2 separate regions of the Homo sapiens genome follow, and region 2 is linked to region 1. A link is a contact called in ENCODE Hi-C or POLR2A ChIA-PET data. All regions are on one chromosome and are shown on one strand. Each heading gives the region's core, a stretch centred on a gene start or an enhancer-like site at or near the end of the contact. The rest is flanking DNA. Distances are from core to core; before and after follow the strand shown.

Region 1 (5,240 bases), core at 548-3,047:
GATGCAAAGAACTCTATTGTTGAACATCTAAGGAGGAGTATGTAAGCTTTCTTTTTTGGAAGCTTGGGTATTATGGCTCTTAAATCTTCATCTTTTCTGTCATTGTTTAGTAAAAATGTCTTTCTATTTGAAATAATGATTACTGTATTTCTAGGTGCAAGTATTCATTCATTTGTCATGTATTTATATGCTGAGGCCCATGCTGGGCAGTGGTCATAGAGAGATGAAATGACCAGATCCTGGCCCTTAGAGGCTTTTAGTGATACACATGTAAGTGCTCAGAAATGGTAGCTGTTAGTCTCCTGGGAACAGCTATTATATAGTGTCATGGCCAAAGTCATAGAGGATATACAGGGTAGAACAGGAACACAGGAGAGGTTATCTAGACTATGTTTCATTGAAATTTCACTGTTGATTCATCTCATTAGCTCATTGATGGGTTGCAAACCTTTGCATGAGAGGGTGTAACAGATTAGGTGTTTGGGGCCTTTGCCAAACTGGAGAGGTACAGTTGGAAACACGACAGTGACTGAGGCTGTAGCTGTGACACATGTATTCAAATGGAACTCACTTAAAAACTATTGACTCTATTTCTCTACTTTTCTGTCGACAACAGTATACGGTTCTGTTTGCCCTTAGTCACTCAGGAGGTATTTATTGGATGCCCAGAGGGTGTGTAATACTGGACTGGACCCTTGGACTGGACTGTTTACTTACTAGAAGAGCAGATGGAAATGATTGGGTTGTGGCTCTTTGGCAATATTCTTTGCTGTCTCCCAGTAGTCAGTATGGTAATAAGCTTCCCTCTGGTGGGAGGTAGGATAGTTGGGCTTTGGAAATCAAAATACCAGAGTTCCAAACCCAGCTCTGCCACTTTCCATCTGGGTAGCCTTGGCCAGGTCAGTTGATACCTCTGAGCCTTGGTTTTCTGATGTACAAAATGGGGATATAACTATCACCCGCCCTCCAGGACTTCTGCCACATAGTAGAGCCCAATAAATGGAAGTTGTATTGTTACTAGCAGGTGAGGATTATAAACCATGGAGGAATTCCCTCACTTTATTGATTCATTAAGGATAATTATTATGTTGTGCAGAAGAAGGAGTATTCTACTTATGTGAATGGGGGAGTTTGGAATTCCTAGTTAGAAACAGTGGCTCAATCTCTCATTTTTGGCCACTTTTCTTAGGCTTTTTGCTAGGGCAAGTTTTTTTTTTTTGTTTTTTTTTTTTAGATGGAGTCTCGCTCTGTAACCAGGCTGGAGTGCAGTGGTGCAATCTCGGCTCACTGCAACCTCCGCCTCCCGGGTTCAAGCGATTCTCCTTCCTCAGCCTCCCAAGTAGCTGGGACTACAGGCTAGCACCACCATGCCCAGCTAATTTTTGTATTTTCAGTAGAGACGGAGTTTCACCATGTTGGCCAGGATGGTCTCAATCTCTTGACATCGTGATCTGCCCGCCTGAGCCTCCCAAAGTGCTGGGATTACAGGCATGAGCCACTGTGCCCGGCCAGGGCAAAGGTTCTTAATCCAGGGTTCCTGAATTTTTTGTGTAAGTCCATTCTATTTTCTGGGAGAAAGTGTTCAAGTTTTTATCAGATTGTCAAAGGGATTCTTAACTGCCAAAAGATTAAGAATTGGTTAACTGGCCAGGCGCGATGGCTCACGCCTTAATCCCACCACTTTGGGAAGCCGAGGCAGGCAGATTGCTTGAGTTCAGGAGTTCGAGACCAGCCTGGGCAACGTGATGAAATCCTGTCTTTACCGAAAATACAAAAATTAGCCAGGTGTTGGCCGGGCACAGTGACTCACAACCGTAATCCCAGCACTTTGGAAGGCCGAGGCAGGCAGATCACTGAGGTCAGGAGTTCGAGACCAGCCTGGCCAACGTAGTGAAACCCTGTCTCTACTAAAAAAAAAAAAAAAAAAAAAAAAGAAAAATTAGCCAGGCCTGGTGGCATGCCTGTTGTAATCCAAGCTACTTGGGAGACTGAGGTAGGAGAATCACTTGAACCCGGGAGGCAAAGGTTGCAGTGAGCCGAGATCGCACCACTGCACCTAGCCTGGGCGACAGAGCGAGACTTTGTCTCAAAAAAAAAAAAAAGAAAAAAAAAAAGCCAGGTGTGCTGGCACACACCTGTAGTCCTAGCTACTTGGGAGGTTGAGGTGGGAGGATCACTGGAGGGAAGTCTAGGCTGTAGTGAGCCATGATCACGCCACTGTACTCCAGCCTGGGTAACAGTGAAACCCTGTCTCAAAAAAAAAAAAAAAAAAAAATTGGTTAATGGACCTGTTGGGTGGGTATGGAGCCACAGTTGGTACCTTTGATCCTGAAATTGTCCATTATAATAAGATATTACTGAGAGCAATTTTCTAAAGTACGAAGTATGTAATGAAGATACAGGGAGAATATTCAGAAGTTTTTGTTGGCTGCTTTTTTTTTTTTTTTTTCTGCCAGGAGTAGGTGGGACAAGTATAAAGGAAAGTGGTATCAGGAGGAAGTAAGAAGTAAGAAACCACCTAAATAATTGTTAGCTGCTTGTCCTCATAGTTCTTTCCATAGGTTGATTCTGAGTTGGGGCGTCTCTGCACTGTACCTTGCAATCAGGCCGGACCACTTGCTTTTTCCTGAACACTGTGTTCAGGCTTTGTATGTTCATGAGGTCCCTCTGCCTAGAGTATCTCTTCTCCCAACATTTGTAAGTCCAGTTCTCCATGCATCAGAGCTTCCTGGTGTTGCCTTTTAGAGTTCTCATCAGCTTATAACTCCCTGGAGAGCACTGACTCTCATCTTCGGATCCTTCACCGTCATGGTCCTTTGCACATGGTAGGTGCTAAATAAAGGGTTGTGGAACTAAGTGAAGAGTGATACATATGAAGGAAACAAACACCTGTGTAAGGGAGAAGGCTATAAATTAAAATTTTCAGATACCAGTGAATTCTGCGGGGGAGCTTGGGAAACCCTTAGAGTTTCACTGACAACCTGAATAGGGGGAGGAGCCTGCCCTGAGTTAGGAAGCAGGAGTGTGGGGAACAGGTAGCCAGCCATAAGGTCTTGGCCAGGTCATATCACTTCTGGACTGGAGTTAACACCTTCAAAAACTGTTCGGGTTGGACTTTTTGAACATATAATAGAGGTGATGTTGATGAGCATCTACCGTATACCAGGTACTACTCTAGGTCCTGGGAATATAGTAGGTTGCCACCAGACAAGACCCCTTCTTTTCTAGTGGGAAGCATTGGGTGGGAAGTTAGTCCTTTCTAGCCTTAAAATGCTGTGATTCTGTCATCTGAAGAATGGGCACCAACTTCTGCTTGGGATTGTTTTGAGGATCAAATGAGAAAGCACTTTAAAGATTATAAAACACACTTACCTTGTTTATTATGAATACTTCTCTCCCCCCTTGGTTTTGCCCCCCTTGGTTTTGACTTAGGTTTTTTAAAAGTTTAAAATTGAATTGTACCAATAGGAGTATGAACTAATGATCCCAGGGTTTAGGTAGATTTGGGGACTTAAATCTTTCAATAAGTGATCCTTTAGCTAGATTGGGATGTAGGTTTGTAATATCATCTTCACCAGTGAAAAATGTATTGGGGGGGAAGTCCATTTATTTATGGATATTTTGGATATTTTGTTTCTGCCTTAACATAAGTTCGTTCGTTCGTTCTTTCTCTTTTTTTTTTTTTTTTTTTAAGATTTCAAACTGTCTCTGCCATTATTCTTAAATACAACTTTATATTGGTGAAGGCTGCTTGTCAGGGAAAAACCAAACTTCTCTACTGATTTGGGATTTTTTTTTACCATAAATTCAGGGTGCAGTTGTTCTTGAAGTGGTTCCATTTTGTGATTAGGCTGAGTATTTTTAAGCACAACTCTCTCCCTTGTCCTTAGAATTATCTCCAGTATCCTCAAAACAAAGAGCAAATGATGCAATTAGGATGCAATCCCTTGCCTGTGGATTTCAAGGAAAATTATTTTCCACACTACTTGGAAGCTCATGGACAAAGTCAAGCTTTCTTTAGATCTGGTGAACTTAGAAAAAATAACTTGATGAAGTGAGATTCTTACCTTGAGGTTAGTTTTTGAGAGTGGATCAATGATGTGAAATTTCTAAGATATTCTTGATTTATAAATATCACTTTATGACTCATTCCTTGGAGCAGTTTTTATTTTTTCCTTTGAAAAACTTTAGATGTAATTGACTTTGGTTTACACTCTATCCTGTTTTTTGGTTTTTTTTTTTTTTTTTTTGGAGACGGAGTCGCTCTGTTGCCCAGGCTGGAGTGCAGTGGCACGATCTCTGCTCACTGTAACCTCTGCCTCCTGGGTTCAAGCGATTCTCCTGCCTCAGCCTCTCGAGTAGCTGGGACTACAGGTATGTGCCACCACACCCAGCTAATTTTTGTATTTTTATTGGAGATGGGATTTCACCATGTTGACCAGGCTGGTCTAGAACTCCTGACCTCAGGTGATCTGCCCGCCTCAGCCTCCCAAAATGCTGGGATTACAGGTGCAAGCCACCACGCCCGGCCATACTTTTAGTGAAAGGAAAGCCATGTATCTTTTTCTGCTGTCTCCTATGTCATGTCTTACTCTGCCGTTTTGTAATGGTCCTTGAGATTGAGATAATAGAGAGAGATTTTCTAGATTTTCACCTACTCACTGATTTTTACTACAGGCATTTTAATTCCTTTAAATTTGAGACTGATTTTCTTCCCATAGTATTTAACTTATCATCATCCTTATAGGAGGGCCAGACCCTTAGGATTTATGTGAATACTGCTAGTTGGTAGGAAAGGTACTTTTCCTGAAGCCTTGAAAGAGTATTTCCAGAATAGTGAGCTTCATATTTTTTTGGTAACTTTTTTTTAAAGGTATACTTTCTGTGTAAATAGAAATGAATTTTTGCAATTGGATGAGGGGGAAAAAAGCTGAAATTTAAGGGCAAAATCTTTTTTTTTTTTTTTTGAGACGGAGTCTCGCTCTGTCACCCAGGCTGGAGTCCAGTGGCGCGATCTCGGCTCACTGCAAGCTCCACCTCCCGGGTTCACGCCATTCTCCTGCTTCAGCCTCCCGAGTAGCTGGGACTACAGGCGCTCACCACCACGCCCGGCTAATTTTTTTGTATTGTTAGTAGAGGCGGGGTTTCACCGTGTTAGCCAGGATAGTCTTCGATCTCCTGACCTCGTGATCCACCCGCCTCGGCCTCCCAAAGTGCTGGGATTACAGGCGTGAGCCACC
Region 2 (5,278 bases), core at 1,389-3,888, 320 kb after region 1:
TTAAGGTGTTTTTTTGTTTGTTTGTTTTTTGTTTTGAGACAGGGTCTCACTCTGTTCCCCAGGCTGGAGTATAGTGGCACTATTACAGCTCACTGCAGCCTCAATGTCCCAGGCTCAAGCGATCCTCCCACCTCAGCCTCCCGAGTAGCTGGCACCTTGGGCATGCATCACCATACCTGGCTAATTTATGTCATTTTTCTTTTTCTCTTTTTTTTTGAGACAGAGTCTCACTGTGTCGCCCAGGCTGGAGTGCGGTGGCGCAATCTCAGTTTACTGCAACCTCTGCCTCCTGGGTTCAAGCAATTCTCCTGCCTCAGCCTCCCGAGTAGCATGCCACCATACTCGGCTAATTTCTGTATTTTTAGTAGAGACAGGTTTCACCGTGTTGGCCAGGCTGGTCTCCAACTCCCAACCTCAGGTGATCCGCCCACTTCAGCCTCCCAGAGTGCTGGGATTACAGGCGTGAGCCACTGCGCCCCACCTATTTTAGTTTTCATATAGACGGGATCTCACCATGTTGCACAGACTGGTCTTGAATTCCTGGGCTCAAGTGATTCTCCCACCTCAGCCTCCCAAAGTGCTGGGATTACAGGTGTGAATGTGCCTGGCCCTGGCCTGTTTTACATTTTTGAGATACATAGTTTAACCCAGGCAAATACATTTCTTAATCTCATGTTAGGAAAATAAGGTAATGTTTGGAGAGGTTAAATAATCTCCCCATGGACACACAGCTTGTAAGGGACAGAGCAAGGAGATAGGACAATCAAAATTGTCTCCAGACATTGCCAAATAGCCCTTTGGGAGCAAAATCGACCCCAGTTAAGAACCACTGCCCTAGACTGCTTTTAGAATTTTTTTTTCCCTCTATTCCTCTTAAAGCACTTGAGCTAAACCCTCTTTTCATTTTTCTCCCCAGGCCCTGTCTCAGCGGGACCCTCCTCACAACAACTTCTTCTTCTTCGATGGCATGAAGGGGAATGGGATTGTGGAGTGCCTTGGCCCCAAGTGAACTCAAGATTTGGCAGCCCCAGAGATGCCAACTGCAGCATGCCCACCTGTATTCCCTGTCCCCTTCCTTCATGAAGGCATCTCCAGGCAAGGAAAACTGAAGTCATTGGCCCGATACAAAACATTTCCTGCAACGAAGGAGGTGGTGCCGACGTGCTGCTTCCCATCACCAGCAGCTGCTCGACAAGGGGCGCAGGGTGGCTGTCTTTGTTCCAGCACTGTTCAGGCTGCCTGTCATCCCGGGCCTGCCAGCTCCCCTGAGTGATGAGCACTTCCAAGCACCCCTCTGCCCTTTCTCTGTCCTTATGCTGTCCCGGCCTCGCCAGCCCTCTGGGGCATTGTGGGAGATGCCTGCCAGGAATGAGCAAGCTCTGTTGCTCGGGAGCCTCTTGTCACCTTCTTGGACTTATTCCCCACCTGATACCTTATAGAGAAAAGTGTGAATTCAGGTGGAGAGTAGGCCCAGGCCCCATGAGGCACCAGTGGAAGCACAGCTCCAAGTTCAGACAGGTGCCCTTAGAGAGGAAAACCATGACAGGCAAATGCATTTCCTCTGGAGTTTGAGACCCTGACAAACAACAGGTGGCATCTGGTGTGCTGTTCTTGAGTTTTCGTTTAGGATTAGTTGAGTTCCAGCTGGGTTTTGGGAGAAAGGAGATGCTACCAAGTCTTGGATGTTAGGGCGAGACCCTGCAAGTTGAGTATTAGAGAGCTTGTCTTTCAAGGCAGGTTCCTGGGGCTTCAGGGCTAGGAGGGAGGAGCCTGCCCTTTTAACAGAACCCCAGTCACATGCGGCTCAAGTCACTCAGAGGCTGTTGCATTTCAGGGCTATGTTGGTCCTTTGTTTACCTCCTAAACCACAGCTGTTTGTGTTTCACATATGTTGTGAATTTTCCTTGGTTCTTTTTAAAGGAATGATAATAAAGTTACTTGCTTTAGGATTTGCTTGTTTTTCTTCCACTTCAGAAGCTTCTGAGAGGGAATGGGATGATCCTACCAGTTGCCTTTTCAGACCTGAGGCTCTAACTCAAGAGATTCCTCCTCTCCCTCACCATTCCTGCCACCATTTTTTCTGGGTGATGCAGCAAGAGTTAAATTGTTCACATTCTAGAATGTGTAGAAGCTTCTGGCTCCAGTTGTCTAATGGATAATTCAGCTAAATAGTGGCTATTTTCAGTGGCAAGAATTATAATAATAAAGGGAAGTCAAAAGTGATGCTTCATATGCCCCAAGTGCCACAGCCGCTACGGGTCAGAGCTTTTATTGGAAGACCAGGTTTGCCTTGATGCAGCCAAAGTGCGTTCCAGTTCACCCCACTCTTGCTTGTGTTTCTTCTTTATGTAAATTGTGTGATGTTTCAATAAATCAGTCTCTTTCCTATTCTGATCCTGCAGCAGTTAGTCGGGGAGAAAAGTGGTCTTCACTACAGAAGGGCCTCTGTTCCTCAACCCTGCATCACCTGCTCCCGCCGGAGGTGAGACAGGGGCTGCATTTCGGAAAGGATCCGTGTCTCGCCACCTTTAGTGCAAGTCAGTGGCGTCAGGGTCAGCAGTTACATTGCTGCATGAATTTCACGTGGTCTTTAAATTCTGAGCTAATTATACTCTTGACTGTAATGTGCAGCCTTGGTCACAAGGGGGAGCAGGTGGGTCTGGATTGATAAAAACAAAATTGTAGAATCGTCCCGGAAGCTTCAAACTTTTCCACCCTGTACCTCTAACGGCAGAGATTAAGTCACCCAGAGGACCCCTCAGGAATCGAGGGGAAAGCTGCCAGCCCCAGGCAAGAAATGTCTAGTTTCTACAAATTTCATAAACTGCCACATGATGTTTGTATTAATCATAAAAATGAAGAAAAAAAGGCCAGGCGTGGTGGCTCACGCCTGTAATCCCAACATTTTGGGAGGCTGAGGCGGACGAATCACGAGGTCAGGAGTTTGAGAGCAGCCAGGCCAACGTGGTGAAACCCTGTCTACTAAAATTACAAAAATTAGCCGGGCATGGTGGCGGGTGCCTGTAATCTCAGCTACTGGGGGAGGCTGAGACAGGAGAATCACTTGAACCTGGGAGGCGGAGGTCGCAATGAGCTGAGGTCGCACCACTGCACTCCAGCCCGGGTAACAGTGTGACACTCCATCTCAAAATCTGCAGTCAGTCAGGCATGGTGGGAGGCTGTGGCGGGAGAAGCACTTCAGCCCAAGAGTTCGTGACCAACTTGGGAAACAAAGCAAGACCCCATCTCCACAAAAAAAGAAATAGCTGAGCATAGTGGCTTGTGCCTGTGGTCACAGCTGCTTGGGAGACTGGGGCAGGAGGATCACTTGAGCCCAGGAGTTTGAGGCTGAAATGACCTGGATTTCACCACTGCACTGAAGCCTGGGTGAAAGAGTGAGACACTGTCTCGAAAAAAAAATCCCAGCACTTTGGGAGGCCGAGGCGGGCGGATCGCGAGGTCAGGAGTTCAACACCAGCCTGACCAACATAGTGAAACCCCGTCTCTACTAAAAAAAAAAAATACAAAAACTAGCTGGGCATGGTGGCGCGTGGCTGTAATCCAGCTACTCAGGAGGCTGAGGCAGGAGAATCGCTTGCACCTGGGAGGCGGAGGTTGCAGTGAGCCGAGATCGTGCCACTGCAGTCCAGCCTGGGCAACAGAGCGAGACTCCATCTCAAAAAAAAAAAAAAAAGTTATCTTGACGTATGTTCTATTAGCTCATTACAGGTGTGGAAGAGATGGCTTAGGTTGCAGGTGGTAAGTTTAATGATAACAACCAATGGTCATTATACCCATGCAACCTGCCTGGTACTTTTCAGAATCCTTGTTCTTTGAGTTGGAATCCCCACAGCAACCCCATGGGGATAGATGCTGTTCTCCTACCCATACTGGAGATAAGGAAACAGGCTCACCTCACAAGCAAGGGAGAGATGGAAATGGCGCTGACTGGGAAAGCTGCGGTGCGGGGCACTCAGTAGAGATTCATGTAGTGGCACGGCTTGTTCGCTCAGTGAGAACAAGATTTTGGGCTTCCCTTCACAAGTCCCTGAGACCCAGTAGTCACTGGAAAACATCATGTCGGCCTTCATAAAAGAGGGCCTTCAACTAGGTCCAAAAGGGTGGGTGGATTTGGTTCCTAAGCTTGTACGATATTCAAGCAATATACAAGCATAAAGAGAAGATTCCTCTCCGCTGCAGGGCACAGCCTGTCAGCACAATGTTGGCCACATAATAAGAGCAGCTGACTTCACAGCTAAACTGCATTTTGGAGAGAAATATGAGATGCTTTTTGGACATGTTAGCTGTATCCACTTTCTTTTTTTCTTTTTCTTTTTTCTTTTTTTTTTTTTTAATAGACGGAGTCTTGCTCTGTCACCCAGGCTAGAGTGCAGTGGTGTGATCTCGGCTCACTGCAACCTCCACCTCCTGGTTTCAAGCAATTCTCCTGCCTCAGCCTCCCAAGTAGCTGGGATTACAGGCCCCGGCCACCATGCCCAGCTAATTTTTGTACTTTTAGTAGACAGGGTTTCACCATGTTGGCCTGGCTGCTCTCGAACTCCTGACCTGAAGTAATCCACCTGCCTCAGCACCCAAAATGCTGGGATTATAGGTGTAAGCCACAGCGCCCAGCCTAGCTTTATCCACTTTCATATCCACTCCCCGGAGGTCACCCCTGTTAACTGTTGAGAGTGAATCCTTCCAGACTGCCATGTTCAAACCTAGACTCTACCACTCAGCCATGTGACCCTCGCTACACTACTTTCTGTTACCCCATCCCTAAAATGGGTAGAATAGTGGCACATTCCTCAGATATGTGGGGATTAAAAAATCAGTCTTTGAATCAATATTGCTCAATGTTAGCTGCTATTTTACATATTCATAAATAACTTTTTCTCCAATGTGCTTTTTTCTCAATATGTCTTGGAGATCCTTGTCAGTATTTCATGCATCAAATTCCATAACCAAAACAGGTGAACCATTAACTATTGAATCAGTCTGCTGCTGTGTGACATTGTGCACACTTAGGAAAGACTTCCCAAAGCCAAGTTCCAGGGTTAGCAAGTATAAAAATGCATTTTAGGAGTTGGTTCTTGTTTTTTATTTTGTTTTGTTTTTTGAGACAGAGTCATGCTCTGTTGCACAGGCTGGAGTGCAGTGGCGTGATCTCGGCTCACTGCAACCTCTGCCTCCCGGATTCAAGCAACTCCTCTGCCTCAGCCTCCTGAGCAGCTGGGACCACAGGCGCCCACCACCACGCCTGGCTAATTTTTCTATT

The links. A loop is a pair of places that touch in the nucleus more often than their neighbours do. ChIA-PET counts read pairs that join two places held with the same protein, here RNA polymerase II (POLR2A). Pooled maps may share reads with other maps.
Region 2: POLR2A ChIA-PET joins it to region 1 with 21 read pairs in PC-3. The contact joins two enhancer-like sites. A Hi-C loop is called at or near these places in 1 of 50 pooled maps. POLR2A ChIA-PET finds 5 or more read pairs at or near these places in 5 of 52 experiments (Caco-2, H1, PC-3 and 2 more).

Annotation. Positions count from the first base shown.
Region 1 is chr19:46,890,215-46,895,454 of GRCh38, forward strand. All of the region lies in intron 1 of ARHGAP35 (Rho GTPase activating protein 35), which reads left to right. Among named protein-coding and RNA genes, the nearest start is that of ARHGAP35, 32 kb to the left of the region's middle. RefSeq lists a silencer at 2,781-2,860. Within about 2 kb of position 1,798, at least 2 of the 41 ENCODE cell types and tissues checked have a DNase peak (open chromatin) inside an H3K27ac peak, as active enhancers do.
Region 2 is chr19:47,208,243-47,213,520 of GRCh38, forward strand. It overlaps SAE1 (SUMO1 activating enzyme subunit 1), which reads left to right. Exons shown (of 9, transcript NM_005500.3): 9 at 917-2,394. The coding sequence ends at 1,009. Among named protein-coding and RNA genes, the nearest start is that of MIR3190, 16 kb to the right of the region's middle. RefSeq lists enhancers at 749-1,498, 2,490-2,784. Within about 2 kb of position 2,639, at least 21 of the 41 ENCODE cell types and tissues checked have a DNase peak (open chromatin) inside an H3K27ac peak, as active enhancers do.